2 separate regions of the Homo sapiens genome follow, and region 1 is linked to region 2. A link is an interaction called in ENCODE POLR2A ChIA-PET data of the cell type or tissue named here. Cell type or tissue: endothelial cell of umbilical vein. All regions are shown on one strand. Links, peaks and the distances in the headings refer to the core of each region. The heading gives the core; the rest is flanking DNA.

Evidence for each region. ChIA-PET counts read pairs that join two places held together with the same protein. Peaks named below come from ENCODE experiments on the same cell type or tissue, not always from the same donor. Only the 100,000 strongest peaks of a DNase experiment are listed, where the experiment ranks them.
Region 1: POLR2A ChIA-PET joins it to region 2 with 10 read pairs; 2 of 35 experiments call an interaction of 5 or more read pairs at or near these places.

Annotation. Positions count from the first base shown.
Region 1 is chr3:30,485,720-30,488,634 of GRCh38, reverse strand. No RefSeq gene overlaps it. Among named protein-coding and RNA genes, the nearest start is that of LINC01985, 32 kb to the left of the region's middle. In endothelial cell of umbilical vein, for the core only: no CTCF peak of the experiment used is centred there; no DNase peak of the experiment used is centred there.
Region 2 is chr3:30,680,548-30,683,462 of GRCh38, reverse strand. All of the region lies in intron 5 of TGFBR2 (transforming growth factor beta receptor 2), which reads right to left. Among named protein-coding and RNA genes, the nearest start is that of TGFBR2, 75 kb to the right of the region's middle. In endothelial cell of umbilical vein, for the core only: no CTCF peak of the experiment used is centred there; DNase peaks (open chromatin) are centred at 1,422 and 2,442; H3K27ac peaks cover 2,500 bases.

The DNA of each region.
Region 1 (2,915 bases), core at 173-2,672, 190 kb after region 2:
CCTTCTTCTAACCAAGGGACATGAATGAGTGAATGTGAATGGTATTTGGCAGCATCCACTTTAATAATTTCAGAAGCTTAAATTAGCATGGTACGTTCTGTAGAGTAGGTGTTAGCTAGATCCAGCTTACTATCTGTCTTTGTAAGATTCAGGAGCTAAGAACGGTTTTAACATGTTTAAATGGATTAAAAAAATCAAAATAGAAATAATGTTTTGGGACATGCAATACTATATAAAACTCAAGATTGTGTCAAAAATGTAGTTTTATTGGAATACAGCTATGCTTATATATTCGCTGTGGCTACTTTTGGTTCTATGACAGGACAGTTGATTAGTTGTGACAAAGACCACATGGCCCACGAAACCTAAGATATTTACTATCAGGCCCTTTATAGAAAAAGTTTCTTGATCTGTTCTCTGTAGTGTAAAACCTGGCAGTTCAGTAATTGAAATACCTAGCCACAGAATATAACTGAAATATGTAGCCACTTTAAATAATATAATGTTTTGGTAAAACCCCCAGGATAAGCAAGTAAAAAAATACATTTCTAGATACCTCTGTTAGCTTGCTTTGTAGATTTACTAGTTATAAACCATTAAAGCAAAACAAAGATTTTGATTTTAGAATATTTGATTTGCATGCATTTTTCCACTGGTATATAGATAGCCCGTCTAGAGTCTTGTAATATATTAAGGCTGCCACTCAGCTGGGTGCAATGGCTCATGCCTGTAATCTCAGCACTTCGGGAGGCGAAGGCAGGTGGATTGCTAGAGTTCAGGAGTTCGAGATCAGCCTGGGCAACATGGCGAAACACTGTCTCTACAGAAAATATAAAAATTAGCCCTACATGGTGATGCACACCTGTAGCCCCAGCTACTTGGGAGGCTGAGGTGGGATGATGGATTGAGCCCAGGAGGTTGAGGCTGCAGAGCCACGATTGTGTCACTGCACTCCAGCCTGGGTGACAGCAAGACTCTGTCTCAAAAAAACAAAACAAAATAAAACCAAAGATTGCTATTTATATATGGCAAAAAAATTCTTGTTAGCCTATATAATTGTTCTTATCTTTCTCTTTCCTATAGCAATGGTGTTTGCTAACTAAATGGATTCTCAGATATTGAGAAGGAGCAAGCAGAGGTGGGATAATGAGGGAGAAGAGAAGATGTTATGGACTGAAGTTTGTTTCCTCCAAAATTCATATATTAAAGCTCTAGCCACCAATATGATGGTATTAGGAGGTGGTGCCTTTGGAAGTTCATTATGCTTAGATGACATCATGAGAATAAAGCCCCCATGATGGGATTAGTAACCCTATAAGAAGAGGAAAAGGTCAGAGCTCTCTTTCTCTCTCTTTTCCATGTGAGAATACAATAAGAAGGCAGCCATCTGCAAGCCAGTAACAGACCCCTCACCAAGAACTGAGTCTGCTGACACCTTGAACTTGGACTTCCCAGCCAACAGAATGGTGAGAAATAAATGTCTTTTGTTTAAGTTACCCACTTGACAGTATTTTGTTACAGCAGCCTGAGCACACTAAGACAGAGAGTAGGAGGAAGGAGCTAGAGAGAGACAGACCACATTCCTATTTAACTCATTGGTAATTATTCCTAATCTTACAACTTTGACTCTTGGGTAGCATTAAGATACAGGTTTTATATTAACATTACTACCCTAAATCCACGCTGACTTTTTATGGTTTATCACTTTACTTGTGTCTGTTAAATAAAGGCCAATAAATCCTGAGAATGATCTCAGGTATTCCTGACAGACACTGCTAGGTGATAAAAATATGATAAAAGTACCCCCAATAAAGAAAGGAAGAAATAAACTGTCACTTGCTGAGAGTCTGTACCTAGTCCACCTTTTTCATATGCTATCTCTGTAATGCCATTAACAACACTATAAAATAGGTACCATTATTATCCTCATTTTATGCCAAATGAAACTGAGTCTTGGATACATTAGATAAATGCCGCTCAAAGACTTACAGCTAGTAAGTGGTAGGACTAAACTTCCAGCCAAGGCTTTCTGTTGACCAAGTCTCTGCTCTTTAAAACCAGACATGCCACTTTGTAGCAGTTCCAAGAAAATGTTTTCACTCTAAGTTCCAGGAAAGGGAAGACATCCCTAAAATATTCTAGCTCATCTGCTGGAAGACAGACTTAAAAATCTTTAGACTGAGGTCGAGAAATTCCCTACAACAACTTTATTTATGACTATAGAGAGTCCTTCATCTGTCTGAAACATTAATGGGTCAGAATAATCATTCAATGAGTTGCCTGCAATAGTCACTTCAATTGGAGATGGCACTAAAGGGATAAACTTTTCCGCACATTTTCTCCACTGCCTGGGCCCCACTGCTGGTGGGATACCAATTCTGCATGCTTTTGGTATCTAGAACAAATGAAGGTCAGTGTGAAAAGACTATTTTCAGATATTCTTTTATTAATGTTCTTTGGAGGACAGATCATAAAGAAGTGGGTTATTTCCAAAACTCTGCCACAATCCTTCTCTGTAAGATACTAGGGAATCTGCCTGCTTTTGATGATTCAGCTTGTCTATTAGGAGAGTGAAGTGTTTTAAATTCTCTTTTTTCCTTCCTTCTTTCCCTTGTTTCTAACTTCTGATCCTTCTAATACTTTTCAACCACTTTGAAATTTTTGTTGAGCACCTACTAAATGCATGGCCTTGTACTTTGTTGTTGCAACAAACATGAATGTGAGCTAAAAAACAGCCACTCTACCCCTAATCCCAATCACATTTTACAATAAAGTAAAATAATCTGAAGACTTCTTTTATGAATGTCTTCTCCCCTTCCTTAAACTGATTACCCATCCTGAGTCTTGCTTCTTGCTTTCCAGGTCAGATAAGTTGCTGCATCAATCAGTGAACTTGGAGTTCATCTGTCAAATAC
Region 2 (2,915 bases), core at 122-2,621:
TGTTTTGCCCTCAATTCATTGGGAATAAAGGCTTTGGTAAAATACAGTAGAAATGAATTACAAGAAAAATGAATCCCACTTGAGTGTTGTGGCAACATCAAACTGCTATTAAAGGCACAAAACACATCTTGGTTTCTGTCCTTATATTGCAAATCTGTAACAGAGAGTTTGAGGACCAGCACCTGCCAAAGACCACACTTGGAGCAACATTGCCCTAAATGCTTCTTAAGGAATGTGAGATGCATTTTGACACAGGAAAAAAGAGCACAAGTTATTAAACATATTTTAAGGGTTTCAAATGAGTCAGACAAAGAATATTGAAAAGGTCTTCAGAGACGGGATCCAACATCCTCATTTTACAGTTGAGAAAACTGAGGCCCAAATAGTACACTGGATTCCAGGAAGAGCATTTAGAATTGTGCACTTTATTACTGTTACTCTGAAGAAATTTGCCTTTGCCTTTTTAGGAAGCTTTCATGCTTGCTCATCTCTGCCAAGCATTGCAGAGATTTCTCCCCTAACCAGAGCAAGTACAGCTGGGGCAGTCCCTGGTATGAACATGCCCTTCCCAAATGTGACAAGTGTGTCCCTCCCTGCCTTGATGGGGCCCTCCTCAGCATACAACCTTGAGAAGGGGAACCTTATGGGATCTGCTGGGTGGTTGTTATTTGTAATTTCTAAGCCAGCTATGCAAAAAAACAATTACAAAGAGCAGCCCTCTCCTTAGCTGGTATTATTTACCCACATTAAACCCAAACACTTGTCCTTTCTGGGTTTAGGGAAGTAGATGTGACTGGTGGTGGAGGTGAGGTAAGGATGAGAATCTCATTTTAGCTACAGGCATCAGATTGGGGCATAGTTGGCAATAGAATTAATGCAGTTCCTCTTTGCACATTTGATCAAATGATGCTTGACCTTGGGCCTCTCTCTTGTGAAGAACTGCATAAAAAGCAAGTTCAGGAGTGTGTGGGCTGAGTCCAGAGAAAATGTTACACCTGGCTAACCTATAACAAGAACCACCTTTTTAAAAAAAATTGGAATTGCCTCTAAGAGAAAAAGCGAAGGCTTAGAGAGTATGACTGAGTTTAGCACTTCAAAAGTGGAAGAGCTAACAATATGCATTGTAAGTATTATTTGTTGTTTTTGCCCTGACTCCTTTAAAAAGTAGATATGAGGACTTAGAAAAGAGATGCCAAGAGTTTGTGCCTCACTTCCTATATCCACAAAATAAGAATAGTCACATATGCCCCCTACAATTATTCAGTGTGATGCTGCAGGGCCAGCTGCACCGCCACCTCCCAACCCCATTGCACTGGCTCTTCCGGTTAGGCTGGCCCAACTCCAGGAGGAACAGGCAGAAGGGCTGGAGTGAACCCTCCCAGCTCGGCCTGGAGCAGCCCTCCAGCAAACTGATGGGAATTGGAAAGATAAAACACCCAGCTTCCTTTGAGTCAGGTGGTATGACACTGAGGTGTGTGTTCTGCTCGTAGTTATACTCCAGTTGCCCATGGTGGTAACCCACTTGATAAGATATCCTTTACTGGTTTCCTTCCCTTTCCTGACTCATTTCCTCATTCTCTTACTGGCATTTCCTGCAATCTCTTCCCAAATAAACTACTAGTACTCAAATTCTTGTTCCAGGGTTGGAGGCACTCCACCCAAGACATATGCCTACACAGCAGAATTAGTTCATCAAACCAAGTCTTTGTCTCACCCTCAGACTGTTTCTGAAGCCAGACAGACGGGGCTGAACACCTCAGAATTTCCCTGAGTGCCTCAAACGGCATCTTTTCTAAAAAACCTCTTTATTTCACTGCTTGAGAACGACTTTCTCTTACTTCCATCTCCCTCCCGCCACCTCTCTCTGCAGTCTTTTCACTGATGGAAGCCACCCGCAACCGCCCGGCCCTCGCAGCTTCTTTTAATTTGTCTCAAAAGGCTCTTAAGAGAAAACTACGCTTGCCTGTCTCTTCCCAGTTCCACAACCCTCAGAGGGCAGGTCTCTGGGACAGCAATGGTATTCCTCGGAAAGTCAGCATCTGGTGCACAGCTGCTGTTTTGACTGTAGTCCCAATGTAACAGGGCAGCAAAGTTGTTGATGGTTTTCCCCAAAGCAGTACCCCCGAGTTTTCATATCTGCTTTCCAGACTGTGCTCCCTTGAAATCCAGGAAAATGAAGCGTTTCAATCCTGGTCTCTCCTCAGCCGTCTCTCCAACGCCTCCTTTTTTTCTGTCTCTTTCTTCCCCCAGCCCCTTCCCTTTCTTTTTGGTTCATTTGCACTTTTTTTTTTTTTTTTTTTTTCATCTCACAAGGCTGCAGCAACTTGACAATACACTAAGGAGCCCTTCTTGGAGTTGTGTTGCTCCTCATTAAATACTTGTTCAGCTGGCTGCTACGTGTCAGCTTCTATTCAAAGGCCTAAATGCTAGGGATGTGGAAGTCAGTGTGCTTGCAGGCCAGTTTGGCTGGGGATGACGAGAGTATTTTGCCTGCTGTGTTCACCAAAGGGGGCCCTGAACAGGACCGCCTTCACCCGCCTTCACCCGCCTTCCACACAACACACAAACACTTGTATGAACACCAAACAGACTGAAAGCCTGGGACAGAGATTTCTTTGTAAAAGAGAAGCCATCTCCAGTTCTGTCCTTGCTGAATGGCGATTTCATGAAGCTTTTTCTCCTTTTTCGTAGAACAGTAACACACCAATCACCTCCTCTTGTCTTGTTCTTACTTCAAACAATTCTGAAAGATTTGTTTTCTTTTTTTTTTCTTTTGTATTCTTTCAGAGGATTAAAATGTCTGAAATGACAGCCTCTTTCATTATCTATCCCCCAAGTCTATTTTTCTTTCTAAAATCATCCCACCCACCCCACCCAACTCCAACATTATATTACATAATCTCTTTGTTCATTAC